Regions from separate parts of the Mus musculus genome. Here regions 1, 2 and 4 are each linked to region 3. A link is a loop called in an ENCODE intact Hi-C map of the cell type or tissue named here. Cell type or tissue: left cerebral cortex. All regions are shown on one strand. Each heading gives the region's core, and the rest is flanking DNA. Links, peaks and the distances in the headings are about the cores only. Region 1 has its middle 80 kb from the start of Gm17750. Region 2 holds the start of Tmem161b (transmembrane protein 161B). Region 3 holds the start of Mir9-2 (microRNA 9-2). Region 4 overlaps Gm34196 (a long non-coding RNA gene).

The links. A loop is a pair of places that touch in the nucleus more often than their neighbours do. Peaks named below come from ENCODE experiments on the same cell type or tissue, not always from the same donor. Only the 100,000 strongest peaks of a DNase experiment are listed, where the experiment ranks them.
Region 1: a loop joins it to region 3, with 7 times the contacts of the local background. A loop is called at or near these places in 7 of 42 quality-filtered maps.
Region 2: a loop joins it to region 3, with 4 times the contacts of the local background. A loop is called at or near these places in 22 of 42 quality-filtered maps.
Region 4: it touches region 3 in a loop (7-fold over the local background); 5 of 42 quality-filtered maps call a loop at or near these places.

Annotation. Positions count from the first base shown.
Region 1 is chr13:83,981,120-83,989,376 of GRCm38, reverse strand. No RefSeq gene overlaps it. Among named protein-coding and RNA genes, the nearest start is that of Gm17750, 80 kb to the left of the region's middle. In left cerebral cortex, for the core only: no CTCF peak of the experiment used is centred there; DNase peaks (open chromatin) are centred at 2,713, 4,157 and 4,601; H3K4me3 peaks cover 845 bases; H3K27ac peaks cover 1,462 bases.
Region 2 is chr13:84,217,960-84,226,216 of GRCm38, reverse strand. It overlaps Tmem161b (transmembrane protein 161B), which reads right to left and starts at 3,921. Exons shown (of 12, transcript NM_175187.5): 1 at 3,783-3,921. The coding sequence starts at 3,785. A230107N01Rik (RIKEN cDNA A230107N01 gene) reads left to right here and starts at 4,042. Exons shown (of 2, transcript NR_138587.1): 1 at 4,042-4,079; 2 at 4,327-6,636. In left cerebral cortex, for the core only: a CTCF peak has its summit at 4,173; DNase peaks (open chromatin) are centred at 3,483 and 3,966; H3K4me3 peaks cover 2,090 bases; H3K27ac peaks cover 1,309 bases.
Region 3 is chr13:83,735,853-83,744,109 of GRCm38, reverse strand. C130071C03Rik (RIKEN cDNA C130071C03 gene) reads right to left here. Exons shown (of 4, transcript NR_152245.1): 4 at 2,802-5,940. Mir9-2 (microRNA 9-2) reads right to left here and starts at 5,296; the gene lies at 5,225-5,296. Gm51268 (predicted gene, 51268) reads left to right here and starts at 5,234; the gene lies at 5,234-5,289. In left cerebral cortex, for the core only: no CTCF peak of the experiment used is centred there; DNase peaks (open chromatin) are centred at 4,202 and 4,455; H3K4me3 peaks cover 4,794 bases; H3K27ac peaks cover 5,000 bases.
Region 4 is chr13:84,608,829-84,617,085 of GRCm38, reverse strand. The region is part of intron 2 of Gm34196 (a long non-coding RNA gene); the gene reads left to right. Among named protein-coding and RNA genes, the nearest start is that of Gm34246, 62 kb to the left of the region's middle. In left cerebral cortex, for the core only: a CTCF peak has its summit at 3,748; DNase peaks (open chromatin) are centred at 3,890 and 4,385; H3K27ac peaks cover 1,140 bases.

The DNA.
Region 1 (8,257 bases), core at 1,686-6,685, 250 kb before region 3:
TCCCTATCTCTTGAGCTATTCTGAGCATTACTGAGAATCATCACAGAGCACACAGAAGATTCTAGAAGAAAGATAAGTGTGAGCAAACCTAAGTGTGCTAACTGACATGCAAATTATGGTACTCCTTCGGCTCTAATTTATGTTTTTCAAAGATTCTTACAACATCCATTTCTTTCTATCTTCTGAACAAAAATAGCTATGACTTCTTTGCAAAACATGAGAATCTCCTCACTGCCTTAGGCCTGTTTACCCACAAGCTCGTTTTCAAGGGACTATGTGAATTTCTTTGCAGTTACCCCAGTTACCCTAGTTGGAACTGAATTTGATTAATATTATCAAAATGAAAGTGGCAGTTATGCTCGGTAGTTAATAATTTGGCTGTTCATAATGTTATAGAAGCTCATGATCATACATGTGTGTCAGGAAAGAGATCATATATTGAAACACTTCTATTGAGATCCTCTTTGGAGAGGAACAGAGGCATCCCCTCGACTACATGATTCCATTTTCTCCTTAGAGGCAAACACCAGTGCCAGTTTCAATCCTGACATCAGTGCTCTTAAGAAGATCTCAGGGCCGCCCAAGTGCATGTTTCTTGGCCACCTGTATCTGTCCAAGAAAATGCCCTGGAGTGAGCAGGCTTCATTATGGCCTTGGCAAAACACCAGCATGCACCAGCTGCATGGGGGACTGCTCAGCCCCCTGCCCAGAGAAGAGGAATATAAGTCGTCAGTCTTCCTTTATGGGTTTTCATTAACTCTCTTCTAATCTATAGCATTAATTCTTGGACTTCTGGGAAAACAGAGTTCTCTAATCCGAAAATCTTAAAGGCAAACATCTTTCTTTTCAAATCTACTTCTGGAATCTTTGGCCTTTGAAAGTAACATTCACAGCAGATTTAAAATATCCACTATTTGCACAGGACAAGGCAATGGTTCATCTTTCCATCCAGTTACCTGTTATCTGAATGCACCAAATTAGCTAGGGGGACCAGCATGGGGGGCAGGGTGGGAATCTGTTACTTCAGTTAGATTTACAGGGACTCCTTGTAAACAGGGTGCTAAAAAGTGTGCTGGATTTTTTTTTAACCTTTTGTGACACACAACAGAGCTGTGAAATCAGTGAATTAAATAGTTCCAGTCCCCTGGGCATACATGAGCAATGGCATAAAATAGGCAGCACCCATTAGAACATTACTGTTACGGAGCAGATGGACAGCTTCAGGTTCAGTCCTTTGTCCTTACTTCAGAATGGGGCCGGACTGGGAAACGACTGTAAATTTTCTCAAAAGAGATGAATAGGAAAGCTGTTAACTTTTTTCTTATTTAAAAAAAAAGAAACCTGGAAAAAGTCCAAATTACACATTTTGCAGCTCTGACTGCAGTTCTTCAGCGTTGCTGCAAAACATCTGTAGGTGGCTAAGCGCTCCCCACCTCCTTTCCCAAAATGGAATAGCTCATTCCCGGCATGCTGTCCAATGCCTGCAAAGACATATGTTTACCAAACCAGTCCACGACCATATGTGTGCCGCAGTTTCTCCACAGCGTACTGCACGTGAGTTGATTGGCTTAACACACGAGATGCAGAATGGAGATGCAAGCAGGATTGGAGATTGAGAAGGAAGGAAAATGTGGGAGCAATAAAAAAAAAGAGGAGAAAGAGGGCGAGAATTATTTTTCATTGTACTTTTCAAGCATGCTCCCTTTGCGGTAAATGTTGATGAGAAAATTCCCAGTCATATCATAGCAGTTTTCCTACAATGCAGAAAATTCAAGCACAAATTAGATGATCTATGTCCTTCAGATGCTTGAACTTCTAATCATCCTGAAGCTTATTCATACGATAAATGACAAGTTTATCTAATGAAACAAACCATTTGAGTTTTAATGTTAAAGTCAGATCTAGGATGTTTAGTACATTTTGAAAATTTTCAATATAGAACCTCAAATGCAACATATTCTTGCTAGAGCCAGGAAATAATTCTATCCATCAAAGAGGGAAAAAAATCATAACTTTTTATATAGTTCTTAGATCTATTTAAATAGTTGTGAACTCTAAAATGATTCTTTATAATAATAAAAATACATTTTAGCAAAAATGAATTTCTGTATAATATTTTATTCAAAAGTTTTTGTTCTGTACATTTAATTATTTAAATAAAACATCAATGAGACAAATTGCTGGTCATGCATGTCTTCTAAATATCGATATGCAAAGATTAATAAACTGAAATATATGTTTTATTTTAAAAGGGCTTTATTAATGAAAAATAAGGTATGCCTTTTGAAAAGTAAAGAACTTAATATAAATATCTAATATGAAGCTAGTATGTTTAATGAGTAATTACAGTACAAAAATGCGTGAGAATTTACCAAGTTTCATCTCTCCTCCTTTTTTCTAACATTCAGAACTATTTATAGTCAGTTTATAGATTTAGACAAAGCTTCGAAATAGCTAGAATGCCTCACTACAAGCAACTCTCTTAGGTTTCTGTAGGATTTACAGTTTACCCTTTGAATAGATGCCCATACTTAATACATTTTAACTTCTTCCTTTTAATTTCATTACACCAGTTACAAAAATGAAAGAAAACATCTACTACTGCTCTGGTATGTCGCAGTGTTGTCATGGTCCACAAGCCAGGTGCATCCCTTCTACCTGGAAGGAAATAAAAAACCATCTGGAAGAACATATTAACCTGCAGTGTTGATGGCTTCAGAGAACCAAAGCAAATAGTTTGTGATTTAAAATAATTTGCATTCTCAGAAAAAAAGAAAGCTAGACATGAAGTCTTTTGCATGGGTCTAACACTTTGAAGACATTTAACACTATAATTTCTGACCTTCCCTACTTTCCTACTGTGTTATATTGTTAATAGATGCAGTGGTTTGGATAACCAGTTCCTTATTTGTGATGAACTAGCAGGTACTCCACAAGGGTCTTCAGACAGATGGTGGGGCAGAATCCTTTGGTTTCTATATAGGTATTTCAGTGGATATTTGGTGGATCACTTTCCATGTCACAGTGTTAAGTTGTTTCAGAGTCTTGTTTTTTTCTTGTGATTTTTGTTTTGTTTTATCCCCCACCCCCACCCCTGCCACTAACTACTAACTTCCTTTTTATTGCTTTCAATGCCAATTCTGCTATGCATTCCTGGAAAAAAGTTATTATTTCATTGAAGTGAAAATAGGATTATTTAATAATAGCAAATCAATGTCTTATGGTGATAAAGGGATAGTGATTTAACCTTTATCTGGGCATTTCAAGGCAGAGAAAACAGAGACTTTTTCAGGCTGGGCTGCAATTCCATGCATTAAGTTTCAAAGGAATAAAAGTCTGTTTTCCAGTGCATTTACCAACTCCTAGAAAGAGACAAAAGTAAAGATTTTTATACGCCCAGTGATTTCCATGGGGGAATATTTTGTTGATAAATCTATGAAAATCATGCACATTTCTCCTTCACAGGCACAGGAGGTCTCAAGGCAGCTTAGTTTACACATATAGGTTTGTTGTTTACCCCTCAAAATTATATTGATGGATATAAACTCTGTTTAAGATAATATATAAATTCAGATAATTTTGCAAATTATTATTTAACAGCTTAAAATTGCAACCTATTGGATTAAAACTGTGTGAAGTTTGTGCTACTTTTCATGATCTTTCTCTAAATCTTCCAGAATAGAAAATCAGTCTGCAATATTAGAGACGAGAAATACGCTTACAACTCTGACAAAAGCAAAGCGTTACTTGGAATACAGACCCAAGTCGAAAAGATTTCAAAACAAATTTGGATCTGAGATGAAACTGCATGCCAAAATGCAGACTGGTTACTACCAACCACAAATGGGGTTTTCTCAGCTGAATCTCTAAAAGTTGCTGGGCACAGGCCTACCTGAGAACCTCTGAGGCCCTTATCAGGACTGTCTGTTTCTACTCCCCAGACACACGTCTCTGACCTTCTCAACTATTTTTACAATTGTGAGGGAGTGGGGCTCTAAAATTCGAGTTCAGTGTACAGAGAGTTAATTTAAATTTGATAACAAATGGCTCTGCTGCAGAAATGAATGCAGCCTGGCAACTTCAACAGGGAACCCTTCAGAGGGCCTCAATTATGTATGCAGCTTCTTTGAGAAATAGTTTCACACATCTGACCCAAAGACCACTATGTTGTTGCCATGAAATAAAACTGTACGTCTGCATTGTTTCATTTCTGGGCCCTGTACACAGTGCCAGACTCGAGGACTCCCCCACTCTGCGCATGCGTGTTCACATGCTCGCACAAACCCCTTTATTATCGTTCTGCTTCTATTTTTCAAGTACGGTGACTGTATCAATATAATTGTCACATACATAATGGCTCCTGATTACTTTTATATGTTATAAAAAAAATCTGATTTTAACTGCCAGACTGTTCTGGTCAAAATCAGGAAAACTAAAGGAGAGGAAAGGGTTAACCAACCCACACTATTTCAATTTTTTTCAAAATGGCTGCTTTGTCTGTGTGCATACACCAATAGCAAATGCCCTTCTGTTATTGTACAGCCAATTTGATGTGTCAAGTATTCATATGCTAATAACGGTACAGTTTCTCACTTTTTCACAGATAAATGGTAAAGATTGTTACAGACAGTGAAACACAAGAATAAACAGCTTTTATTTCAGGCACGATAAATTACTTTCCATTCAAATCACAAGCCACGCATGCTGCTGACCATCTTGTTTCCATTCACTGCTCGTTTGCCTTCTGGGTGTGTTTCTTTAGAATAGTTTGAAAATATTTAACAGATATGGACAGAGTTGTTGCTAATGACTTGATTGCATTAATGCGCTTTCTAGTCATTTCCTCGCTCAAAGCTCATTTTTGTATTCCGTTATTACAGTGGGAGAAAAGTTTGATGGGAATTCTGACACTGTTTCCCTAACATAGTACAATCAAATCTTTTTAAAGCTGGGCAATGACAATATTTGAAGAACAGATATTTTCCTTTAGGTTAGCAGAGATGTCATTTAGTAAATAGTATAACTTAAAAAGAGACACTTGAAGGAAATGTCAAGTTGGGTCAGAACAAACTAGAATCAATTCCATTTTCCCAGATATAAATCTGTTTTGAAGGATTGAATTTGTTAAATACATATGACTAAGACATAATATCAACTTATTGTTGATATAGAAAAATCACATCAAAGGTGAGGGTGGGTGTGGAGAGAGGAGGTAGTGTAAGGAGAAGAATTTCCTAGCCTTTAAACATACATTTCTAAAAGAATGCACTTATAACCATACTACCATTGAAATTTCAAGTCAAAAGAAACACTTTTGATTACTTTTTCACCACTTTGCTTATGAACCCAGGATATAATACGTGTCCTCTATGGTTAAAATGTAAAACACCTTTTAAAGCTGATGATACATTCTTCAGGTATGTCTTAAATGTGCTTTCTTGTGACTGTCTTTTTTCTGATCTTTGTACGTGACCATTTTGATCTCATGTTTGAGCCCCTGTAATTGTTACTGATGCTTGTATTAATTGCCTGTTTGATGAGAAAGCATGCAAAATTAAATAAATAAACATCTAGAAAAGTAACTCAGTTCATTGCCAGGCTGAAGATTGCAGCTTTTAAAAGTAGGTCATATAAAGGCTTTCTTTCTAATTGATTAAAATTAAATACAGAATGCGGAGGATGGAAAGAGAATAGGATTAAGTTAGAGCCTTGGAATACACAATCTCAGTGATTGTGAACGTCTACCTTGAGACATTATAGATTACAAAGTTAACTATGACATCAGGTCAGTGAGAGTACAGCCGCTAATTGTCAACAGGAGATGGAGTTTTACACACTCTCACCAGAAAAAGACTGTTTTCAAAAAGCAATATTCAATTCTTTTCTCTGACCTCCAAAATATTGAGAATTCTTATCACATCATATCAGCAAATCAATTAAATTAGTCATTAATTTTATGTTAAAGTTAATCAAGAGATTTTTTTCCACCAGAAAGCTCTACAAATAATCCATAAAAGTTCCCCTCTTTTCCACTTATAACACCATTGTTAAGCCTACAATAAATGAAACCAATGGCAAATATGTATTTCAACCTGCCGTTTATATGCACATAACTCTCTGGGCCACATGAAGATTAGGTATGAAATACTAACCTTTTACTTTGTCAGATGCTCATCAAAAAATGACTGTGTGTAAATTTATCAAGGTTGAAATAAAGTAGGACACCAGCGACTAGCTCACAAGCTAATTTAAAATGCAATCTATGCTTCATATTCCACAATACTATGATTGTGTTATTAATAAGTGTTTTTAATTTACTATAATGACTAAACAATAGTGTTTTGTCCATTTTTTTTCTTTACCTATGTTATCTCTCTTTAATTGGGTAGATACAATTAGGCCTTCTCAGCTCTGGATCATTATTTATTTATTTATTTATTTATTTATTGCTTTAAATTCTCATCCTTAATGTAATCATCACCATGGGCACAAGCCTGGGAATGCACCCAGGGCTTTACGTTCCCTGCCTGTATTTCTTGTTTCTATCATTTCCTCATCAGTGCTATTCCCATATGCTTTGGGAGCTGGCCCTTTTAGAGCAGAGGTTTTGTTTTTGGTTTTGTTTTTTTTGTTTTGGTTTTGTTTTGTTTTGTTTTTAAGAAAAAAACAACAAAACAAACGAACAGCATACTCAGGCTGGATAGGTAGCTCTGCAGTCTAGAGTGGTACCTCTGTGGCCTAGCACAGACACTGCTCTGTAAAGAACCAGAGTTTGGTTCCCAGTACCCATGATGTGTAGCTCACAACCTCCGGTAACTGCAGATCTGGGGAATCTGTCTGGGCTTCTTGGGTGCCTGCACTCACATAAGAGAAGAGTTTTTAAATAGCACACACACACAGATATAAACTGGACATGCTAGATATACATAGAATGTGTCAGTTGCACACGGTGTTTGATCACCCATGAACACCAGGCCAATGGTTCTGTTAAGGAAGTGGCATGATTTGCTCCAAAGACAGATAATCTTTAACTGAGGTTTCCATTTTTAAAAAAGAATGGTGACGGAACAGAACAGAGGACCAACATGCCACTGGCCTAAGGAGTGAAGAACAAAACTTGCTTTTTAACACAAACAAGATATATGAAATTTATGATGATTGGCTAACTTAGAGGTAACATTTGCATTTTTCAAGGACATGAGTCCCCTCTTTGTTGATTTGTTGTGCAATGCAGAGTGGCCATTTCTGCAACCTTACATGCACCAGCACAACAATGATGTTTTCAGTGGGTTGTATTTTATATTTCTGCATATACATACATACAACAAGCAAAGGAAAAGAATTGTCTTCTTTTCAAGAACTATGAGTTTTTAAGATAAAGAGGATTAACTGTTTCAGTCCATTTCTATTTTTTACCAAAAGTCTTGTGACAGTTATTGAAATGGACACACACTATACAGAAAGAGTGGGCAAAACTTGTGCGACAGTTAAATCTACACCAGGCTGCTAAGATCCATTGTGAAAATGATGTTCAAGAACCGAAGGTGTTCTTTCTTCAGTTGCATGCATTTGCACAGCTGCAGGCCAGTAAAAGCATGTGAGATATCTATAACTTTTGCTTGCAGTGTTTGATGGCAGTTTGGTATAACTGATTCACTACAAATATATAGTATACAAATGTACTAGAAATATACTATAAATATACTACAAATATACTACTTACATGACCTAAGAAACACGTTTCTAGGTTAATCTTCAAAAGTGGCACTATTGTAGATCATGGTCCTAAAGGAGAGCTTAGGTTGCTACTACATGTACAAAGTTTCAGAGACTTGGGGCATTTATCAAAATAAATCATTTCAGGAAAACTAACCTATAATTAAATATTTGAGTATTTTATTTGTTTTTAATTTTTAAAAATAATTATTATTTTTTTACTTACTCACTTTGCATCCCACTCACGCCCCACTCCCAGTCACACTCTCCAAAAATCCTTCCCAGAATCCATCCCTCTCCTTCTCCTCTGTACTTCCTTAAGACATCAAGTGTCTGTGAGTCTAGGCACACTCTCTCCCACTGAGGCCGGACAAAGCAGCCCAGCTAGAAGAGAATATCCCATGTACAGGCAGCAGCTTTTGAGGTAGTCCCTCCAGTTGTTTAAGACCCACATCAAGACCAAGCTGACATCTGCTACATATATGCAGGGAGGCCTAGGTCCAGTCTGTGTACACACTTTGGTTGGTTGTTAGTTCAGTTT
Region 2 (8,257 bases), core at 1,845-6,844, 480 kb before region 3:
CAATAAAGGAGCTAGAGAAAGTACCCAAGGAGCTGAAGGGGTCTGCAACTCTATAGGTGGAACAACAATATGAACTAACCAGTAACCCCAGAGCTCGTGTCTCTAGCTGCATATGTAGCAGAAGATGACCTAGTCGGCCATCATTGGGAAGAGAGGCCCCTTGGTCTTGCAAACTTTATATGGCCAGTACAGGGGAACCCCAGGGCCAAGAAGTGGGAGTAGGTGGGTTGGGGAGCAGGGAGGGGGAAGGGTATAGGGGACTTTTGGGATAGCATTTGAAATGTAAATGAAGACAATACCTAATAAAAAATTGGAAAAAGGAAAAAAGAATCCTCAAAAGGATTATCTCACTTTCGCTCAAATGCAAAAGAACCTCCAATAAATACCCCCCAGTTCTTAGTCCTCCATCTTCCTTTAAGAATGGTTTGAAGGCCACTTGTTTCAGACTTAACTATAGAATTTATTAAAAATAAAATTTTGAGTTGGGAATGATAGCTCATACAATAATCCCAGCATTTGGGAGGCTGAAGCAGGAAAGCAGGGAGTTCAAGGCTAGCCTGAGCTACTGAATTAAGAACCTGTTTCCAAAAGCAAGCATGCAAAGATTCTAAAATTTTACTACTCAAAATAGGATCCAAATACACATTTTTTTTTAAAACCAAGAATCATAGGTATTTTTTTTTTTTCTGAATAGTACAGAATTCACTGTATACCAGACTGGCCTTGGACTCACAGATCCCATGCTGGGATTTAAGGCATGCACCACCATGCCCAGGCATTCTTAAGGAAACTTAAGTATCCCAACACTCTTCACAAGTTCACTAGATGTCAGCTATTCCTTGACTCCCTCAGTTTACAATCAACTCACTGGTCGGTACTCTCCAAGTGTGTGTTTCTCTCTAATCACATAGCACATTATTTCTTCCCAGCACCGCTCCTCACCAACTCTGCTATAGCAAAGCTTTCTGTCTCCCCACAATTAACAGCAGCAAATTATTAAACTGCTACATTGACTAAACAAGCCACCAGGGATCTGTAACTCAAAATGTTGCTCTAATTGTGCTACTGTTCTCTCATAAATCAAAACCAATGCAAGATTTCCATCACAACAGAAAGTGGAACAGAATTAAAACACTTGCAGTATGCTTTCTACCAAATATTTTCACATACTGAAAGCAAATAATGTAGTTCAGTATTTTTGGTCTACGTCACAAGCCTATGGTCCTTTGCTCACAATACAAGAACCTGATACACACAGCACATCTATGAAGTTTGGGGGCTACAAAACCAGATCAGAGAATGAGAGGGCAGAATAAATTTATAACCAATTAAACATCAGTAAATCCAAAATATTCACTGTGGGGTAGCATTTATAAGACATGAAATAGCTGGCCTAATATAAAGACAAGGATTCTCAGACTACCCAAATGATGTGTGTGTGTGTGTGTGTGTGTGTGTGAATATATATGAATGATGTTTTTAAAGGAACTAAAAGAGCAAGGGAACCATATTAAATCTTTTTTTCTTTTTTACTTATTGACTTTACATCCCACTCACTGGCCCCCTCCCACAATCCTTCCCCTGACCCCCACCCCCACCCCGAGCAGGTGGGGCCCCCAGAATATCCCTCAACCCTGGTAGATCAAGTCTCTGTACCACATTAAATTTTAATCAGAAACTTGTATTTGTCATGAAATAAGGTTCTAAGTCACTGAATGTAAAGAATCAGAAGATGACTAAAAGCCAATTCTACTTTTGCCAGGAATTTAGAACTTCTCAAAGAGTTCAAACTCTTACCAAATGCATGTATGTAAACTAATGGGTAGAATCTGGGTCTTGAGAGTTCATGTCTAGTGAGTGTTCTTCTCACTGTATGGTTCACAACTTAAAACAAACTGTTAATTCAACCAAGCTCAACCTAAATTCCGACCATCCTTGCTTTATTTTTTTAAAGGATTCCAAGCAATGACGGCAATTCCATACACAAACATCAACTTCATAGCGGTGAACAACTTTAACTTTAGTCAAGTAACTAACTCAAAAACAAGACAGATCAATGTCACAATGGGGACAACCAGGCCCCACATTGTGAAGTGTCACCAAGAGATTAGCTGAAAATATATCTACTTCCTTAGAGCGGCCAGAATGGTTCTGTGGCTCTCTGGATGCAGAGAACACACTCTAATTCAGCTTCCCTGTGACTATCGTGTATTTAATCATTTTATTTAGATACTAGTGTCAACTTCCTAGACAAGACCAAGTTTATTAGACCTCACCTCAGGTATAACACTGCCTGCTTCTAAACTCCACATTCTTCCTTCTGTAAAATTTGAAGAGATGGGGAGGTTGCTAGACTTTAATTCCTTCTAGTTCTAACGTTCCCTCTCTAATTTCACTATCTCAAATGAAAACAGAACTCTCTTAAGGAATCTAAGCCATACTATTCAGAGGTTCAAAACACTAAAACAAACAAACAAACAAACAAAAACATTAAAAGAAACAAGTCACCTGGTAGTTTGCAACTGGAACCAGGTGATTTTTTTATTCTCTAGTAAGTCATACAAAACAGCAATATTAATCCTGAAAAAAGGGGCATGGCCAAACTGGGAGTAGTGGCATATGCATTTGATCCCAGCACTTGGGAAGCAGAGGCAGACAGATCTCTGAATCAGAGGGCAGTGTGGTCTACATAAAAAGGCAGCAGCATAGTCAACTAAAGCTTGAACCCAAGATAGAAGTCTCTGCAGATGGTTTGAAATCGTTCATGTGGCTGATTGCCTGTTCAACTTTACCAGAACCCTAGGACCTTGGAAATAGCAACTATCTTTTTTAAATCCTTTTATGTTCCAGGAAGTAGTTGACTGCAGTCACCAGCCCCTACACAACCACCTGCCTTCCTCTCATAGTCCCCCAATAAAGCCAAACTTAGATGTTTCGAAATCCCATTCATTTCATCAATTAACTCCTGAACTGTGTGATCAGTCAGCACCCATTGCTTCTTATCTACAGTTGATTAAGACGTTCTTTGTACAAGTCCCTGAACCTTGTCCTTTCAGACTAAAACAGCAGAGAACTCTGAGAATGACTGGCCTCACGGTAAAACACCCTTCGGTTACTCCTTTCCCTCCAATCTCTCACACCAGGTTCTTTTTATGTTTACGTATCCTTCTCACCTAACCTTTAAGACACTTGCAAATAATATGGCTCAAGCTGTGCTCCCTCCTTCGATAGAGATGTACAATAGGAAATTACAAATTTTTCCTTTCAAGTTAAATCTGTTGGGACTCAACCTGGACATTTTCTTTAAAAGTGACATTGATTTTCAGTTCTGCTCTAGTTGAGTGTTAAGAGAAGCCAATTTTGTCTTAAGTGCCTCGGCGTTGCTTGTCTCCAAGGAGACAGGCAAGCGTGCAAAAAGGCACTGCTGCGTCCTTAAAATCTCAGCCAAAAGCCTGCGGCGGGAAAAGGTGGCAGGGACAACGTGGTGGGTAGAGCAAGGTCATCAGTGGGCCACCTGGCGCCACAGGACACACGCGAGGGCAGACTCCTTAGACTGGGTACTCCGACAGACCCGCCCCTCTCCAACCCCACAGGTCCCTCGGCTGTCTGGAACCCCGGCGGCGGCCGCGCGCACTCTGGGAAGGTTGGGGTCCTGCCAGCGGTTCATCCCAACGCTCCAGCAGGTTCCATTCCCAGCAGGGACATCAACCGGCTCCTTTCACAGACTGACCTCCCTGTCCTTTCCTCCTGAAGGTTGTCACTCTCATCCTCACAAGACTCACCATAACGCCAAGAACAGGTCGTGGGACAGACAGTCTAGAGTCCCCGGGACCGTCCAGAATCTCCCCTTCAGGTTCTGCAAAACGGAGCTCTCGAAACCGCGAAGGGAAAGGTCTTCCGGCTCGGCCGGAAGTCCTGCCCGCATGGGACAGGAAGTTCCTCCCTCTCCGGACCGCCAGCGACCCCACGCCACGCAGAGAGGAGGAGCCGCAAGGCGTTCTCTAAAGCCACTTCCGTGGGTGTGAGGCTAGGGCGGGGGGCGGGGCTGACCTTGAGAACGCAGGGGCGCAGGCGCACAGGTAGGTGGGCGGGGCGGGGCAGGGCGGGGCGGGGCGGCATGCCCGCAGGATTCCTAGGTAGGTGCGGTATTTTTCGCGGGCGCTGGTGGTCGGTTTGTGCTGCTGCAGGGATCAGCTGGGTGGGTGTAGCCCTCGTACTCTGACGGTTTATTGAGGGTAAAGAACCTTCTTGGCTGTATTCATGCTGAGATCATTCAGAAATTGTTTAGCTCAGCCAGCCTCTTTTCTGTCCGCTTTCCTTACGCAGTACCTTGGAATCTCAGTTAAAAATTCATGCTGTCCAAGCACCTTCCTCTCTTAGGTCAATGGAATGTGACCTTTAGAAGTTCTTTGCTCTTCACAGACGCCAGCTCAAGCCAGAGGATATCTACAAAGAGCAGAGGAGCTAAGAAGAAAATTCAGTATGGACATTTCCTACCTACTTAATACCAATATGAACAAAAAGGGCCTTACAACATTCTCATATACATACATACATAAATACACACACATTTATGCTTTATGACACCTCCCTCCTTCCAAATCTGTACCAGTGAACTTGCCTTTATATTGTGATGAGGGTTAACCATAGAGGTAAGTTTGAAATAAGGACACAGAGCATCTTTGGCCCAGAAATTATCACACCGTTTAACGATCCTTATGGAAACATGCTTATCTCACCCTTCTCCGTGAGATACCTTTTACCATAATGTGGTTCTCTTGTGGAGTCAGAACTGGGGAGGAAATTCATCTTCAGCAGTCAAGGTTGCACAAACTTGCAACTATGAAACAGCTATGATGTTCAACCTCTAACTGGCCCAAGGACCCTGGGAAACAATCCTGAGCTACCTAGAGATGTTAGATTGGTGCTGTTTCAAAAGGATACAGAAACAAAGTTTATACATTATGTTAATTTTTAATGGTGGGGGGAGATAGGGTGACAGGTGATAGAGAAATTATAAGAAATGAGAGAAGCTACTCCGAGACCAATAGCCTTGAGGAATAGTTTGTGAAACTGAGAACTTCCCCAAGGGTTCTGTTACTGCTTTATAGAAACAAGCCTGTTAATAGACAGGCCCCAGGGCAACTGCAGTATAGTAAAGAAGGACTCCGGTTGACCGCTCCTGTATCTGGGGGAAGCCATTGCTATCCTTGAGAAAGAAAAGATGGAGGTGGCGAGTGCCTATCAGCCTGTCAGTGACATCACATTCTGTGAAGTCTTGTCTTTCACTTGTGACACAGTGGGTCTTCCATCTGTCCTAAACCTGGCAGCCTTGTTAAGGATCAGAAAACATCTTCTCCTATATGACAGTAGGATAGGAATTATTAGCAGGATAGAATCCATTCCTGCCAGAGGAAAAACAAGAAATCAGTTTTTACTACCTTATTACTTTCAATAGACTGTCAGATTCTATATTCTCTATTTTGTACATGGCGCATTGATTAACAATCCTTGGTTAAAATACTTTAGTTTCACATAGTGTGTATATGTTTACATTTACAACTGTATCAAGTCTTTTTGTCCTATTAAAAAACAATATATTCTACTAATTACCTGTTTTTTTTTATTGACCATTTTCTATTTCTTAAATGTATAGAAGTCTTTGACAAAGATTCAGAGAAAGAATTATGAAAAGGAAAGAGAGGAAATGTGATGATGAAGATGAAAAGATCTTTTTGGCAAATTAGTTATGATCACAGTCTTTGATAAAAGTCATGGCTGCTTACCATGTGGGGTTTGTGATAATTTAAAATGTCCTCTCTACGAACTGATCTCAGATGTGTATAAATATCAACAGAATAGTATTTACATGAGCACTCTGGCCTGAAACTCTTCCAATTTTAAAAATCAATTTTTAAAAGTCTTAAACCGTCTTAACAAAATGTGTTAATAGTTTTACCTCTAAAAAAAATTCAAACACTTTTCTCTTTCCTTTACTGAATATGATATGTTTTATTCTGTGATTTCTATTTCTTGTAAATGGTAATTAGTCTGTAACTATGTGGAAAGTTGGGTTTTGTTTCCTTAGGTAAATTGTACTTAAAATTCTTTATTGGCCATCTTAGAAAAATCATGTACCAGTAACAATGATTTATTGGTCATGTTCTGCCATATATGGTTAGTGGAACATTTTGCAATTGTTCCAAAAAGCCACTAGAGGAAAATGGTTGCCTTTTAAGTAGGATCAGAGGATGGGACCTTTGTGGTGTGCTGAGTGTCCTTGTCAGAGAGAGAAGAACTTGCTTCCTCGTTGTTTATTCTGCACCATGTGAGAACTTAGTCACAACTCATTTGCCAACAACAAAGGGGTCCATTTTCACCCCCACCAGTGATACATATGGGAACTAATTTTGTGGTTTAAATCACTCAGTTTATGGTACTTTTGTTATAGTATCCAAAGTAAAGAATGCAAAATTGTGTTCAGTGTAATTGCTTTGACGTGAATAAAAAGCCCTACACTCACAGAGAAAGATAATTGAAAATGTATCCATTACCATTCAGCATTCATTTTCTAAACTGTTCTATTTGAAACAATTATTAAAAAAAATTGTCCATCAATAAAGCTTCTTAAAGCCTACCTATATTGCTCTTACTTTTCTAATTTAGGAGATAAGGTCTTCAGAAGTTAAACCAGGCATATGACCCTAACCCCAGCAATTGGAGGGTAGAGAGCCAGGAGTCCAAGGCTAGTCTGGGCTACATAAAAGTCTCAAAAGTAAAAATGTACTGCATTCCTTCAATAATAGTAGCATTCCTGAGAATCTTTATTGCCATGTTCCTTCCCCCCCCCCCGCCCCCCATTGATTTTAGAAGTTGAGTGCAATGACAAATCTTGTACAAGCTGTATAGTGTATATTTTCACAGGATCTGGGGTAGGGGGAGCCAAAGACAAGTGTCCTTCCTCAAGAGCTGCCCACCATGCTTTTAAAAAGATATAATCCTTTTGTCTCTGTCTCCACTGTCTTTGTCTCTCCCTCCCTCCTTCTCTTCCTCTCTCTCTCTCTCTCTCTCTCTCTCTCTCTCTCTCTCTCTCTCTCTCTCTCCAAGAAACAATAACAAGTGTGTGTGTGTGTGTGTGTGTGTGTGTGTGTGTGTGTGTGTGTGTTGTTTGTTTTGGGGATTTGGTTTTGTTTTACGCATAGGTTCTAAGATTCAAACTCAGAACAGCCAGCATTTTACTTGTCCGAGGATTCAAACTCAGAACAGCCAGCATTTTACTTGTCTGAGTTATCTTCCCATAATGGGATCTTGATGCCATTTGAAACGTTTTCCCCCTCCCTCAAGTGCCCCCTGGTCCTTCCCCATCTATCTACTCATCTTCATGTTCTTTCTTACTTTCAACATAAACAAAAACTTTAAGACAACAAAGCAAAACAAAACAAAACAAAAAAAAAACCCAAAAATGCAAGCAATCAAATAAAGCTACCAAACTATAACAGGAAAAAGCCCCCCCCCCAAAAAAAACACAACAGGACCTCAGAAAATGAAAACATTTCTGTGTCACAGAGGACTCCATCAAAGCAGCAGCCTATAGATTGAGAAAAAGATTTACCAGTTATACATTTGACAAAGCCTTTGTATGTAAAACAAAAACAAATAACTGAACATCAAGAAAACAATCCAATTAAACACTAAGGCCTAGAAATAAAAGAGTTCTCAAAAGACGGAACACAAAGGGATAAAAATATTCATCTATAATGGGCTGACCCGAGCCCCACATCAACTGTTAACCAAAAAAATATTCTACAGACCAGTCTGATGAAGGCAATTATTTAACTGAGGTTCACTTGACAACCGAAGCTAACTGTGACACAAACTGAGTCATTTTTTCTAGCCATAGAAATGTCTTCTTAAATAGTCTACCTAGATTAAATCTTTAGTCAAACAAGATCACACACACACACACCAGTCATAAACAACTTTAAACAAAATCATATAAAAGTGTCTCTTTAAAATCTAATCTAGCTTTATTCTACCATTAAATATTGACTTTCATCTTTCTATCAGTTACTGTTATACACTAAAGAAAATGGGAGAGTTATATTTCCTATGATCGGGAGTTTTTGTTTTTGTTTTTTACTACTAAAAGTTATTTTACCAGTAAAAGAAGTACTTTTACTAGAAATGGGTCATAGGTGAATAAACAAAATATAAGGGTTAAGTCCTAAAAGGGTGTCATTTCAATGACAAGAAAACC
Region 3 (8,257 bases), core at 2,055-7,054:
AGAAGACGGAGAAGGAGAAGGAGAAGGAGAAGGAGAAGGAGAAGGAGAAGGAGAAGGAGAAGGAGAAGGAGAAGGAGAAGAAGGAGGAGGAGGAGGAAGAAGAAGAAGAAAAAGAAGAAGACGAGGAGGAGGAAGGGGGAGGAGGGGGGAGGAGGGGAGGAGGAGGAGGAGGAGGAGGAGGAGGAGGAGGAGGAGGAGGAGGAGGAGGAGGAGGAGGAGGAGGAGGAGGAGGAAATAAGTATCAACGTTCTGAAGCCACAATGGTATTTCCACAGGTTACGCATAGGAAAACAGATGTGCACATCGTTTTTATTCACTATCTAGCCACTTTGTTCATTTTTATTTTATTTTATTTTATTTTATTTTATTTTATTTTATTTTATGTGTATGGCTATTTTGCTTGTAAGCTTGTCTGTGTACCACGTCTGTGCCTGGTGCCCAAGAAGTCTGAAGAAAGCATCAGATGTCCTGGAACTGGAGTTACAGATGGTTGTGAGCTGCCATGTGGGTGCTAGGAATTGGACCTTGGTCCTCTGGAAGAGCAACAAGTACTCTTAACCAGTGAAGCATCTCTCCAGCCCCCATCTAGCCACTTAAAAAAAAAAAACACCCTTTTAAACATAAAAGTTCTTAAAATGTTTACGTAGTCTATGAATAGAAAGTGGTTTTCAATTTGAAATGTAAGCATTCTCATCTCATTATTTAAATGAATTTTATATTATCATCAAACAACACAAAATCACATTAGAATTTTACATATTTTCAAATAAGAAAGTCATATAAATTCTTAAAATAAACATAAAGAACACTATTAATACAAAATGTAATGCTTTAAGAAGACCTGAAGAAAAGCTATTTTGAAAAAAGCATTCCATTTTTAATATAAATAGTGTATTTATTTTATTATTATACATATTCATAGCAACTTCAGAAAATGAAAGGCACTGAAAAACATACTCATGCCTATTTTGCCAAGATTATAGACATCTTCTATATATCTATGTTTTAACTTCTATTCAATTTCTATCTTTGTTGTTGGGTTGGATTTTTTTTTTCTGTGTTTAATGATATATGCCTTATAATTTGATTATTGAGTGACTTTTCACTGTTAGTTTGTAACATCACAAAATAAAGCAAGGGAAATAAGTTGCCTATAGCTTTACATTCACTTTTAGAGCTATCATTTGATCATCCTCTTTTTAAATATTTTACTAAAATATTCTAAATGTCAAAGACTGCAGTTGGTGTTCCTATTTAGGAATACACACACACACAAATACCTTTGACATTGGGAACTCAGATGTGTTATTCAGCAAAATGGCAGTTATTCGCTGTTTTGCACTTACATGTGAAGAACTTGGTGATACAATAGCAAAACTGCAAAGTCAATTATACTTAAAATAGACATCTCAATAAAGCGTGAACCATCAGCTTCTTTTACTCTTTCTGAACTGTTCTGTTACTCTTTTCTGTTTACAGTCAAATAAATCATGTGAACATTAGCCTGAAAGATAACTGATTGATACACGTGTGTAAAAACTCTTAGAAACTATAAAAAGAAAGTGTACAGGGCACTAGAATACACTCGTAAGCTCTTGTGTGTCTTGGGAAATATACTTCTATGGTGTTCATTTACAGTGTCTGTCCATCACCAGTCAAACTTGGAAAGAGTAGTATGCTGAAACTCAAAGCAAAATTTAAGTTGGAGTCACACTAACAGCTTCTAAGCAGAACTACAGCAATAAAAACCAATTGGAGTCCGTTTATGCTCAATCAGACTTTCAGACTGAAGTGGATATTTGTTTTTAATTTATTTTAATTACACAAGAAGCAGTTTTAGAACTTCAACATCCAAGTAATGAACTCCACTCTTCAACTAGACCTGTGTCCTGAATGTCTCATCAGCAAATTAAAATGTTTGTCTAGATAAAATAACTTCGTAATGAGTTCTCTTATTTCTTCTCATTTCTTTTTGTATTTTCTGCAATGTAACCCCTTGCAATGATATTAGTTCTAGTGTGGGAAAATATTATAATTGAGATCTGGTAAGTTATTTGCAGACTTCAAGTTTTTCTTTACACTGTGCTGACATTTAGTACAGCCCTGGTGAGGAAAACAATACAGCCATTCATAGCCCTAGACGTAGATTTCAATCGACTTAGACGGGCACAATGAAACTTGGTCATTCACTGGTTACCCATATTGTGTTCTCAAATTTTCTCTCAGCAAAAGTATAATGACTCAGTATTGTATGGTTGCATAGACAAGGGCTAGGAACAAGAGACACTAGTTTTGTCTGACGGTGTGAGAAAGTCGTGAAGGGATCTTTTCTTCCAGATGGTGTTAAATTCAGCTGCCTTTTTAACATTGGCCTTGCACAGCAATCTGCTGCTCTCCTTTCACAAAGCCTGCCTTGGTTCCCACTAGTTAACATGCATACTCACGCAACCTGCAACTTCACTCCAACTGGTTTACAATGCAGTGGTATGCTAAATAAACTTGATCCGGTTTCTGCCAATGTTAAAACTAGCTTTCAAAGAACTACTTAACTGATAGTTACACTGCTTTTGACTTCAATGTGCGTGCCTTCGGAATATTTCAAATTTTAAAGAAATATCACCTTATGATAAGGTCACTGTAGAGATTATCTTGGACACCATTAGACTCATGCTTAGATATGGTACCTCCTTCAACACACACAAATAAAACAAAATGTCAGAAGTTTGATGTGTAATAGAAAAAAAGAAAATCTGGGACATGTTGCAGCAGGAGCAGTGGGACAGCAAAAAGTAAAATGAAAATAACATTGAAATGTATTTTTATTGATCGATAAGTTATGTAACATTAGTATGATACAAAGCAAGTTGGATATGACAATGGCAAACACATAATTTTAATATTGTTTATTTTCCTTAGATGTTATAGTTAACATATTTACATAAACGACCCAAGATGTAGGCAAAAACTTCAGTAATGTGACTCCATTGAGAGCTTTGAGTAAACAATAGGTTTCCCCAGCAAACATCTTATTGCCTTAATTGAACCTCCTTGAGAAAGAAAAGCACACACTTTGTAATGTAAATGTTAATTGTAGTAGACAATGGTTCTAGGTAAATAGCACCCCTGGACATGAAGCAAATGAAAGGAATACAGGCACTTAACAATGAAAGCTTGTTTGCACAAACAGTGCTTCCAAGGTAAATAAGCAAGGGTCTTCTCGACTGCCTCTACAGCAGTCAAACTTTGGCACGTGTACAGCGGCCAAACTGAGAAGTTGTGTTATTAAAGTCTCTTGGCTTTTCTAAATGAAACTACCAGTGGCTTTACAGGTTTCTCTGGTGTCAATCTTACAAGAAGTTGAAGCTATAAAGAAAAATGTACTGTCCCTGAAGAAAACTTATGCATTTGGGAGTGTCAGTAATTTAGGCCATATGAAAGAAAAGAAGCAATTTTGGAATTTTTTTTCTCATTGCAATGCTTGTATTTATGTGCAAATGCCTATACAAATGTTTGCCTGATAAAATGTAACAGGATGCAAGGAACTTCAAAAAAGGACTACAGTGGTTTCTCCAAAGCCTCAAAGTTTATGCTGGGACTAGTGACTTTTAGATGAAGAGGGAAGAGGAGGAAGAAAAGGAAGAGGAGGGGGAAAAGGGAAAAAAAAAGCTCATCCGCTAGGACAATTCTAAAACAAAACAAGTTCTCTAACATATTGTGATTGTAATCAACTTTCTACAGACTGATGACTTTATAGCTTTATTTCCAGAATGTAGATTAGCATAAGTAGGCCAAGTTCCTGTGTGTCACACAAGGAAGTAAACAACCCGATGAAGTAAGTCATAATAATGAATGCTATGAGACATGACTTTAAAATATAACACAGCCAAAACAAAAGCCAAAGGTGGTCACAAGGCCCTAACCACATACTGAGGACTTCTCTGAGAAGGGCATGCAGTTCTGGGGCACTCTTGGCACCCTTTCCACTTGTTTTCCTTAAATGGTGAAAATTTCAACCAAAGGAGAAATCCAAATTTAATCATGGCCAGATTAAACAGAGGTTTAAAAATGAACAGAGACAGTACATAGCAGCTACCAACCAGTTGGTGTTGCCATTTGGGAGGCTGCAGATGGCTGTGGGTGGGAAATGCCTTTACTTTCTTAAGCGATGGAGATGAGTATGGTGTGTGTGTGCTTGATGTTTTTTTCATACCCCTACCCCCCAACAGGGCTGTCTGTCATAGGCTGCCGGCCAGGCTTTACCACTTGCCCCCGAGCGTGGGAATCGGAGCGTCCTGCCGTTCACATCTCCTGCTTTCCGTTTAGCGGAATCAATTAGGCAAGACAGACCCTCAGATTCCCCACCCCCTTTCCATTTTTGTCAGGTCTATATACGTCCTAATTATTTCAGTTTGGGATGCCAGAGCTGTTTCCTGGATAGACCTGATCATCCTTAAACAAAAAGAGAGGAGGCGCACACGTGGGTTGTGGCGTAAATGTCACTTTCATTTCCAATGCTAGGCGCAGAGTAAGACAGAACATTTTTTTAACACTTTGACAAGAGGGGAGGCGATCTCGTCTCCATCATGTCTTTCTGCTTCAGTAGCTTCCTCAAGGAAACCCTCTTGGAACAGAGAAGCATCTGTCCTTGTATTTTGAATAGAAGAATAAAAATCAGCCTTTGCCCCCACCCCTTTTCCCTGCTAGCTCTAAGTCTTCGGTAGATATAAATTATTAACCTTCCAGTATAAGCTTTACTGAAAGTCTAACTTCACAGAATTTGATGTACACACCCAAATACATAGAAAGTTTCCAGGCACAAGCTTCAAACTTGGGGGAGGGGCCTCAGATAGGAACAGCCCAAATCTACATAATTATGAAATCATTTTTAAGCGAGGTACCAGACATCACTATAACAGCTTTCTAAGAAAAAAAAAGAAAAAAAAAACCTCATATGTAAACGTTTGCTTCAAAATGAACAATATAGAAAATACATGCATCGTCACCCGTAAAAAACACTACACAATTCTCCTCTCCAGTTGTACAAGCCCCTCAAAGCCTGGCCCCTTTAGATTTCAATATGCGTGTCACTTAATTTTCTTGCATCCCACTTTCAATCATAAGATAAAAAAAGTTAGATTCAATAAGCATTCCTGACCTTTCTGGTTTTTACTGTCTCTTGGTTGCAGTCTTTCTTTCCGGAACGTTCCTCGGTGACCTTGAAGGAGTTTTTACTTTCGGTTATCTAGCTTTATGAAGACCAATACACTCATACAGCTAGATAACCAAAGATAACAACTCGCTTCCCTCACAAGGCTGCCTTCCTCTGGCTGAACTCCAGATCTCGATCCTCTTTGGCTTTAGGGAAGCGTAGTCCTCCGGGGTACTTGCCGCGTTTAAGCTTCTCCTTTCATGTAAACATGACCTGGTTTCTGTCTTAGTGTGTGCGGCTAGAACATCCAAATGAGATCTGTTGCATTCAGAGTTTATTCCAAACTTTTCCCCTTCCAGCAAGTAATCTCCAGTATCGTTAGCCAACAATTCATCTATGAGTATCAGAAATTAAGACCAGAGACTAAGGTGCAGCAAGCTGTTGGGGGTGAGCAGCAGTGTCCTTCTCTTCACAGGCCTCTATTTGCATTGTAAATTGCTTCATTCTCACGGAAGATTCTTTAGCCTTCCTCTACTGAGATGTATAAAGCCATCGGCAGTTTCCAACGCTGGTTAAAGAGGAAGAAGGGGGAAATCCCATTCTATAGAAGTGACAGCTGATTCAAAGATCTGCTCCGGATCATTGGGTTAGGCATCATGATCTTTTTTACCAAGTGCAGGCAGCTTGATTGCACATATCTTGTATGTGAATGTTTTAAGGGAGATCCTCGATTTCTTAGGACTTCTAGGCGGGCAGAGCATGCCCTCTTGCTGGCGTACTGCTGCCCCGGTCTGAAAGAAGGAGAAAAGGGCCATCATTGGAGGGGCTTTCACCGCCAAATTGTGGACCAGCCCGGCAAGGTCAAAGGTTTGAGACTGCGGGAGACCAAGGTAATGATGATGTCATGAGAAATCTCAAGTACATGGTTATTGATATGCATCAGTGGTCACCCAACTGCCCCACGCCTGCTGCCAGGAGTAGCACAGGCGACGGCGGCGGCGACGGCGGCAGCGGTGGCGGCGACGGCAGCAGCAGCTTTGCAGCAGTCCCTATATTCTCAATCAACATTTCATCCACTAGCACTACGGACTGCTCCTTGAAAAGCAACCCGCGGCCTTTTACCTCCTTGGCGCTAGTGTAGATCGCTCTAATATCCAAAGAATGGAGAAAATCTCTCTCTAAGGATAGATAAAAGCATTTCAGGTCTGGGGAACTTCTTTGCCTGCATTTCTCTTCTGGCAGATTGCATAGGCAGGCAGATGGAAGGCACTTTACTATTGCTTAAAGCAGGGCCTCGCTTTCTGGGGCTGGGAATCAGCTCTGTTTTTACGCAGTGAGTCGATGGTTACAATGACAATTTGCTTTGGTGTTATGTTTTTAATGGCTTTACAGCTCAGTCATGTTTTCTATCTGTGTACCGTGGCGATAGGGCAGCATATTTGTTCTGTAAGTTCGAACTGCACGATCTAAACAGTGGGGCTTCTTTTTTAAAAATGCTTTGCATATAGAGTGTGTGTGGGGGTTAGCATGCTGCACAGGTAAACATTGCAGCAATAGTTTCAATGTTGTACACAACTCTGCTGTAGCAAAAATGCTGAGCCTTTGTCTACTGTTTTAACATAAATTTCACACTGGACAATAATGCACTAGACTTGCTTATAAAATTAAAATAAAAGTCTTGTCTCCTGAACATGTAGATCCAACACCTGGATGGGGAGGGAGGGAAGCTACCACACCTCCCTGGCCCCACCCACTCATATCCTTCTATCGAGAAGCAGAAGGTCATTTCATTAATTAATTAGCTTCATTCATTGTCTTAGGAGTTTTTAAAGTGTGACTTTAAAATCACTTCAAAGAATCCTTTTCTTTCTCATCCTTTATAATAGATAATCTGTCTAGCACATCTAATATCTAACATTCAAATCCCTCTCAACAAAATATTCATGGTAATCTACATAAGAAGCATGTTCTCTGTGGGTAAACATTATGGATTATTGTTCAAATTACTAATTATTTTTTAGTAATGTTGCTTTTCTTTAAGTTACATGCTAAAGGAGAATTAGTAATTCTAAATGTACATTGCACACATCACCTGTGCCTCACAATGCTCTCAATTCCATAATGTGTCTATTTTCCCCAGTGGCTAAAATACTTTTGGATTTATTAATTTTTTTGGAATAAAATTTTTCTCAGTAATTCACTAATTTATTCATTTAACACATAAATAAGAACCTGGTTATTTAATCACATACAGAGCCCTAAAATCTAAACTCTGTAAAGAAGAGACTGACAAGTTTTTTTTGTTTGTTTGTTTGGTTTGTGTTTTAATGATAGGAAACATCTCCAATGAAGAGTTTAAACATATCACACCAATTAAGATATGGCTTACAGCTTAGTAACAGAGATGCCAATTTGTCCTTATATTAATTTGTTTACTTTTATGGTAAGCATTCTGTAACTGGCTATTGAGAAAAGACTAAGATGTGGAAAGAGTTCGTCTATATTTCTCTTCAAATTATGAACGAGAAGTCAGAAATAAAATACACACGGACACTACAATCCAATCCTAAAGGCATGTTCATAGAGTTTTTGTTCATTCCTAAACCATATGGTCACAGCATAAACAACTCAGTGAAGCGCATGCCACTTCTGACATCATGTAAAAATCCTAATGAGCTTTGCAGCTTGGAAGATTAAAGAGCACCGTGGCCTTGCTTTCCAAGAACTAGCAGCAGAGTAATTAATGATTTGGCTTGTATTACATAAAATAAGCACGTGATCAGATATAGTCAACTGTGTAAGCCAAAGCCCAAGAAATCAAAAATGGTCTTATAGAATCTCTTTTCTTCACATGTATCTAGGTGTGCTAGCTACATATATATATCTATGTGTTGGGAGGGTGTTATTTATTCACATATTTTCTGAATTTGAAAGTTATTATGACTCTATTCCCATACCTAACAATAAAATGTGTTTTTAGAAACAATATCTACAATGAGTTAACACACTGCATATCTGAACGCTTCTCCCACTAGAATCTGAATAAGATGCTGTAATAAATACCACATTCTTAGGGCAACACTAGTCATGCCAACTTACTACAAGGCC
Region 4 (8,257 bases), core at 1,703-6,702, 870 kb before region 3:
TTTGTCAGAGTGTAAACCTCCATGAGCCCTATCCTGGGTTATGATGACACTGTCATATGTTTAAGTCACAGAAACTGAGCTTGTGCCTTATGTGTCCCTTGTGAGATAGTTTGGAAAAATCAAGGTACCCTGACTGCTCTTTTATCTACTTTAAAGTGATTCCTCACCACATTCACTGACAAATAATTTTGACTAATATAACTTACTTTCTTTAAAGATTTTTACATTCTTCGTGTAAACTATGTAATATCTTTTTCACATATAAATTTTAAACCCATGTTTCAATAAAAATTACATCTTCAGAATTATAACTTAAAATACTATTTTACTGAAATACTTGACACAATTATCCCCCAAAGCATACTTTCTTCCTAAGGCCTTTAATCTTGTAAGTAAGACCATTTCCATGAAGAGTCTCAGCCCTCCCTGCACAACCCCCTTGTACAACAATTCACTATGGCTTTGTTGATCCCCAAGGTACTAAAATATCTTTGGTTTTCCTGCTCTGAACACCATTATTCTGAGCTCCTGAAAGATTACAGGTGAGAAGTTGGGTAATGTTGTTTCTGGGCAAAACAACGGAAAAGCAAAGTTTCAGGACCGATTTCTGTCAGGTATGTGAACACCCATTCTATAGAATTCAGCTCCTGTTTTGACAGCTTAGTGAATACTCTCTCAACTTGCCCCACCTGGCAATGTGTCCCATTAATTAATACTCATGCTCTGCTCACAGTTTTGATAGAACAGCGGTAGTTGTTAACACAACACTCATAATCATAATTGCTCAGATATCATTTGTCTGTGTTAAATATAAGCCCTGGATATACACTATGGCCTAACAGAGAAAGTAAAATGGAAGTTAAAAAAAAAACCACTAAGTTTTATAATAAGGGTAAACATTATATTTCCATTTTATTTTTGCCCTTTCCTTACAGTGGTATCGAATTTCATAAAGCATTATTCTTATTTCTCATATTTTTGTCTGAAGAAAACAGATGAGGATTGGATTTTTAACTTACTTACCAAGTAGTATTTGTTGTTTAATGGGATTCAAGAATTTTCTACAATGATGCAAATAAAGAGATGTCAAATGTTCAAAAATTGTGGGAAGCCACATGTGCCGTTGCAGGGTGGTGCTGGTTACGGCTGGCCACCACACATACATAGGCAGTAAAGTTTTTTTTGCCAAGATGATGTTTTGAGAATGAACCAATCAGATGAGAGACAAGTTAACCAATCAGATGAGAGACAAGTTAACCAATCAGATGAGAGACAAGTTAACCAATCAGATGTAGACATGTAAATGAGGTGGTAAGCATAACCCATGCATAACCAATCCGGGTGTGAGACACGCCTCTCCTAGGCCTATATAAGCAGCACCAGTTCTGGGCTTGGGGTCTCTTCACCTCTGCAATCAAGCTCTCCCAATAAACGTGTGTGGAAGGATCCTGTTGTAGCGTCATTCTTGCTGGCTAGTCAGGCGCGCGCAAGAAAAAATGATTTTCCCCCTTAGGTGTTACTGGTAAAAACTTTAAACATTCTTCCAAAGCTTGGAAGACACTGGAGCCGTACTGGTCCAAATGACTACCATGTATGAAAGTATGAAAGCCCCCAGAAACACTACAATCAATGTTCATGGATGAATTGAGAATAGGGAATGGTATATTTGTTTAAATATGTCTCAAAAAGTTATTTAAACACTAATAAAAAACTGATGACATAAAAAGTTTTGTGGAGAAACACTCACAGTAGCAGGAAAACCTTGAAAACTTTATGATTTTCTTCAAGTGTTTTTTTTTTTTCTGTACACATAGTTTTTTTGATTGAATAATGGTGACATCATATCTTAACCATCTTTCATGCTATAATATCTTGGTCAAACCATTATTCATTGTCCAAGTAACATTCTACCAAGCACATTAAAAACTGAAAATATGCTTAGACTTTTCTTTATAATCATTTATTTGCTTATTATAGTTCAAAAATAAAAATAAAAAATAAAAAATAAAATAAAAATTTAAAAAGTAAAAAGTAAAAATAAATAAATAAATAAATAAATAATGCTAGGAAAAACATCTTAATGTCTAGTCTATGGTCTTACTCAAAATGAAGAATTATTAAAGTAAGACAAGCTTCTAACAGTGAAAGTATTTGCTCAAACATATAAATATATGTGTGTTTACATAAGTGCTTATATACATACACATGTTCTTACACAGGATATAGAGCACATAGTCTTATAGAATAGTGTTGTATATATACACATAAATGTAGAGTTAGGGGAGAAAATGGAATCAACTTGCTCTCCTGCCAGAAATATTTAAACTTTAGTGGAACCATTGCAAACATTTTGTGGGTTTTTATTTTTCTCACCTCATTTATTTGGCTAAAAATGGGGTGTTACCTAACTCTTTTTAAAAATCTTATTTAGTTAAATATTTATTTAAATATATTATGGATGATTTTCCTTTTGCTATTGATTTACCAAGACATAAAATAAATAAAGATTACATACACATAAAAACAATAACCTCAATAGCTTTTCAAAAAGGAACACAAACTTTGAGTCTAATGGCTTTGAATTATTAAAGCACAGAAAATAATGAACTTTTCTGAAGATATTTACAGAATGTTTTTTAGTATAATCTTTAATTCAGTGTCATGATCATTTAAGAAAAGTGGATAATAGTGGGAGGAAAGCAGAGTTTTGTTTTTGTTTAAGAAAAAAGTAAGATAGAAAGCCAAGCTACGTGTGGTTCCCATGTAGCTACAAATGTGTAATCCCTGAATTTAAGAGGTAGACGTTGGAAGATCCTGTGTTTGAAACTAGCATGCACAACAAAAGTGAGATTTGGTTGATTTTGAAACACTAAATAAAGATCAAGATAAGAAACAGCATTTTGTACAAAGAATATACACTGAAGAAAATATTAAAGGAAGATATAAAGTGGTCAGGGACAGTTTGAGAAGAGGAAAGAGATCACTGTGAGGCAAAGGTAGGAGGAAGGTAGGTGATGAACAGAGAGCATGACATACATACATATACATATATATATATATAAATGTATATACATATATAGTCACAAGTAAACCCATTATATTGTACAATGAATATTCTCCAATTATCAAAAACTATACAATAAACATTATTTAATTACTTTTTAACAAACCTTTACTTCATAATAAATGAGAAAAAGATGTACTTGGGTCCCATGTGCCGTGGATCCTTGATGACCACTGCTGTCCAATGCTGACTTGAGCTCAGAAGCCTAGGACCTAAGACCATAAAAACCTAAGACTATAAAAACCTAAGATCATAGAAAATTTTCCATGCATGTGTTTGTACATATAAACAATGGGTTAATTAATTAAGGTGAAAGGTTCTGTTACAGAATTAAGCTCAGGGAATGAAGAGGAGAGTGGTTCCTGATAGTGTAACAAATTTATACTGGGTTTTCTGTTGAAACTCCATCATAAACATCTGATCTACAGTGGTTCCACTTAATAAAGATTTCTACACAGCTAGCCCCTTGGTTGGTGCTGCCTAATTGCACTTGCATGAGGAAAAAGTATGTTTCTATCTGTTGGGAACCACAACAAAGCACACAATTATTTTATTTTTATTTGTATCTTAGGAATATTTTAAAGAGAATGTTTCTCTTTGTTCAAAGGGATTCACCAGAATGCTCTTATTTTCTAATTTTTATGGCATTAATGTGGCATGCCATTCTTGGCAGGGAACTGTAGGTGTTGCTGCAGCCACATTGCTGGGAAAGCTAGGCTAGGCTGCAATTCTGTGGCTTCTTACAGTTCTATTTTAGCCTTGTCCTCTCCCTCCCACTCAAATTCTGTCCCTTCATGTATTTGGCTATGTCACATCCTCCAGACTTTCACACTAAATATACTCTTAGCAAGGAGGAGCAGAATTTGCTGATGAGTCACTGTCTCCAAAGACTCATTGCTTTGGTGGACAGCTCATAGATGGGAATCATTCCAGCCAGACAGAGGAGTAGAGCGAGCAGGAGTTAGTCCATTGTGTTCTGCAAAAACAGCCGAGGCAGGGCAGAAGTAGGAGGTTTCAGAGCACACTGAGGCATATGCACATATTATACTTAATAAATTTTGGTGAAGGAGAGTGTCCTATTAAGATTATACTTCAAGTTCAGAAATTGTATTCATGGCTTGTGTAGGAGGTCAGGCTCTTTGTTTTCTTTCATGTTGGAGTTGTTATCCTTTGACCAGTTCTCTGAGCATAATTTGTTTCCAGTCCCTTTGTTCTATGAGTGAAAAGGTCAAGGCCTTTTGACATGGCATGAGCATTCAGTGCACCAGGGGAAACTTCACCAGCAGTGCTGGACTTAAAACAACTTCCGAGCAAGCAGAGTCAAACACAGGAAGTGTTGTTCCAACCCCCAGAGGGTACCGGCTTTGTTGATGAGCCAACTTACATCGTGTTGAATTGTTGAATTGCTAAGTGCCGCTGCTATCTTGAATGAACAGATATAGCAATGACTCCAGACCCAGATGAGGAATTTGTAGGCATGAGATAGCAACATCACTCTCCTGAAGTGTCCCCTACAGGAATCTAAATACAGAGTGGCTATTTTCTTAAGTAGGAAAAGTTCCATCTCAGGTCCCCATAGTACAATCCATGCTAAATGATTCTCCAAATGAACAAATACTGCCTTGATGAGACAGTAAATTTAGTGAGAGAAATAATCAACCAGAAATGCAGAAAAAATGTGACTTTTTAATAAACGGTCTAACCAAGGAGTGAATTACACATTCAATTTCGTATACACAAGACCTTTTTACTGTTATTAAGTTAGTTCAGAAAATATTGACCTATTCAAAATGGCATTGGAAACATTTTTATTCACATAGTCTATGTAAATTTTAAGTGTACTATGAATTAAATGTTACTTTACTCATCTGAAATAATGTTCGAACTTTGTCTCACATATTAATTGAGGAAAAAAAAAAGATGAACTGTTTTGTATAAGGTCATTCAGGAAATTTAAAACAGTACCACATTTAATTTCCTAAATCGTTGGCTTTCTGAATCTTTTAAATGAGTGAATTTTAATGTATACTAAAGTACTTCTGAGTCTCAAAAATATGAACATTTCATACAGCCATTCTCCATGTGAAAATAGAGATATTCTGGAACACAAACACACAACAACAACCTTTTTTCTTTACTTCCAGACTTCTTCTTGTTTTTGCTTCATCGATGAGGTCTTACTATATTGCCCTCCTAAACAGCCTAAGACTCACAATGTAGACCAAGTAAGCCTCCAGTTGTCAGAGCTCTGCATGCCTTGTCTGCCAGGTGCTAAGATTAAAAGCATATGTCCTTATGCTAAAACACACCAAACATTTCTATATAATCAAAACCAATGCAAAACAGACAAAATATTAATGCAGTCCAGAGAAGAATCCCAAACAAATAAGTATGCAGAGTGTAGCCCCTTGCTTTCAGATAGTTGGGATACATGGATGGTAGTCCCCACCCTGCTTATTTGTTGGCTGCTTGTTATCTTGAATGTGACTGTCCTCATCTGTAAGTGGATATGATAAGATCTGCCCTCGCTCAGGAATGCTATGGACATCAAATAGAACTATGAACACAAAAGAACCTATAAAGAATTCTGTAAACTGTAAAGTGCAGCCTAGATTCTGTTAGAGATTGTAGTCAAGGGACTATTGTTCACATGAAAGAAAGTGGAAGGAAGCCAAAGAATCAGTAGCTGTCATAAATTGAGTCCTTCATTTATATTACTAGCCTTGATGAAAATCATGAATGTTGTCATCTGAACAGTTTATATTGAGAAATTTAGACAAATTTTCATTATAATTTCAAGAGATTCACTGACCACTTGAAGCTTATATATTTAGAGCGCTCACAATTAAAAACACTTGTTTAAAAAAAAGGAAAATATAAGTAATGTGGAAAGTATGTGAGTCCAAGAGTACACTGGGTATATTGGTGAACTGAGCAAGCTGGTGGTTAGGAGTGAGCAAAGAGCTAGTCAGAAATGAGCTAAAAGTAAAATAAAAAACAGGCAGGTTGCTGGTTAACAGTGTCAATGTGTCCTTGTTTAGAAGAGTCAGTAAATACCTGTGTGTGCATGAAGGTTCTTGGAGGACTCTCATTCGTGGAGTGAGAAACTCAGAAAAGTGTGTGATAGAGGGCAAAAGAGTGGGAGTGTGTTGAGAGATAGAAGTGGGGTGAAGACGTTTTCAGAAGTCTGTCTGGGCTGCAGTCTTTGCAGTTAATGGTAACTAATAGCTCTACTTCTTCATTTCCAGCTTCTTCTGTAGGTTTCCCAGGAGGCCACTCTGGAAGGACTTAATGACAATACTCGAGAGAAAATAGGAACCCTTGCTATCAAAACTCCTCTGTATTAATACTATCCTGCAACTGACTTAGAACTGAACTTTATGTCTATGTTCTCCATGAACACTTTTACTACCCACTGCTGATTCTACCTAGAGTTACTCCTGCTATACCTGTATTGACAATTTGAATTTTAGGAATGACTTCAGCCTTGACCAAAACAGCTCCTGTGTGCTCCACATGACTGTGTGCATGTGTTTGTTTCAGCTCCACTGTCCAGGCTTCTATGTCCTATGATATGATACATCCTGGTAACTGTATCTGACTCTGCAGCCTCCCAGACCACATCATGAGCAGTTCAGGAGACTCTTGTGCAAGTTCTAGTTATATACTAATGCCATTTCTGCTTGTTCCTTATTTGAAAATATAGAGAAGAGACAGACATTTGTTGAGAAATTATTATTCTGTGGAAATTATTTTTTTTTAATTTTTATTGGCTATTTTATTTATTTAAATTTCAAATGCTATCCTTCTTCATTGTTTCCCCTCTACAAATCCCCTATCCTACTTTCCTCCCCACTGCTTCTATGAGGGTTCTCCCCCCGCCCCACTCCTGCCTCACTGTCCTAGCATTCCCCTAACTGGGCATCAAGTCTTCACAGGCCCAAGGGCCTCCCCTCCCATTGATGCTCAACAAGACCATCCTCTGCTCTATATGCAGTGGAGCCATGGGTCCTTCCATGTGTACTCTTTGGTTGGCAGTTTAGTCCCTGGGAGCTCTAGTGTGTGTGGGGGTGGGGTGGGGGGGGTTGTCCAGTTGGTTGATATTGTTGATCTTCCTATGGGTTGCAAAACCCTTCAGCTCCTTCAGTGTTTCCCCTAACTCTTCCATTGGGGTCCTGTGCTCAGTCCAATGGTTAGCTGCAATCATCTGCATCTGTGTTTGTCAGACTCTGGAAGAGCCTCTCAGGAGACAGCTGATGGCTATTGTCAGCAAGCACTTCTTGGCATCAGCAATACTGGAGAGTTTGGTGGCTGCATATGGAATGGATCCCCAGGTGGGACAGTTTCTGGATGACCTTTCCTTCTGTCTCTGCTCCACATTTTGTCCCAGTATTTCCTTTAGACAGGCGAATTTCTGGGTTAAAATGTTTGAGACGCTTGGAAAGCTTCATCCCTCAACTGGGAGCTGTACCTAACCTTTGAAAATGAACTCTACAAGTTCTCTCTCCCCATTGCTGGGTATTTCATCTAATGTCATCCCTGTTGGGGCCTGGGAGTCTCTTGTTTCTTGGAGGCTGGGACTTTCTGTTGGCTCCCCCACTTCCCCATCCCACATTGTTACATACCTCTGTCAGGTTTCCTGACACTCTGTACCTCACCCCATCTCCTCCCACACCTGATCCTTCCCTCCGATTTTTCCTCTCCCCGTCTTCCCTTACTTCCAAGTCCCTCCCACACTCTTATCTCCCATTATTATTTTGTTCCCCCTTCTAAGTAGGACTGAAGCATCCACACTTTGGTCTTCCTTCTTCTTGAACTTCATATGGTCTATAAGTTGTATTGTGGGTATTCCAAGCTTTTTGCCTAATATCCACTTATCAGTGAGTACATACCATTTGTATTCTTTTGTGGCTCACTCGGGATATTTTCTAGTTCCATCTATTTCCCTGTGAATTTCATGACGTCCTTATTTTTAATAGCTGAGTAGTACTCTGTTGGGTAAATATACTACATTTTCTGTACCCATTTTTCTGTTGAGGGACATCTGGGTTGTTTCAAGCTTCTGGCTATTGTAAAAAAGGGTGCTATGAACATAGTGGAGCAGGCAAAGGACACTGCCATCAGGGCAAAATGGCAACCTACAGATTGGGAAAAGATCTTTACAAATCCTACATCTGATAGAAAGCTAAAATC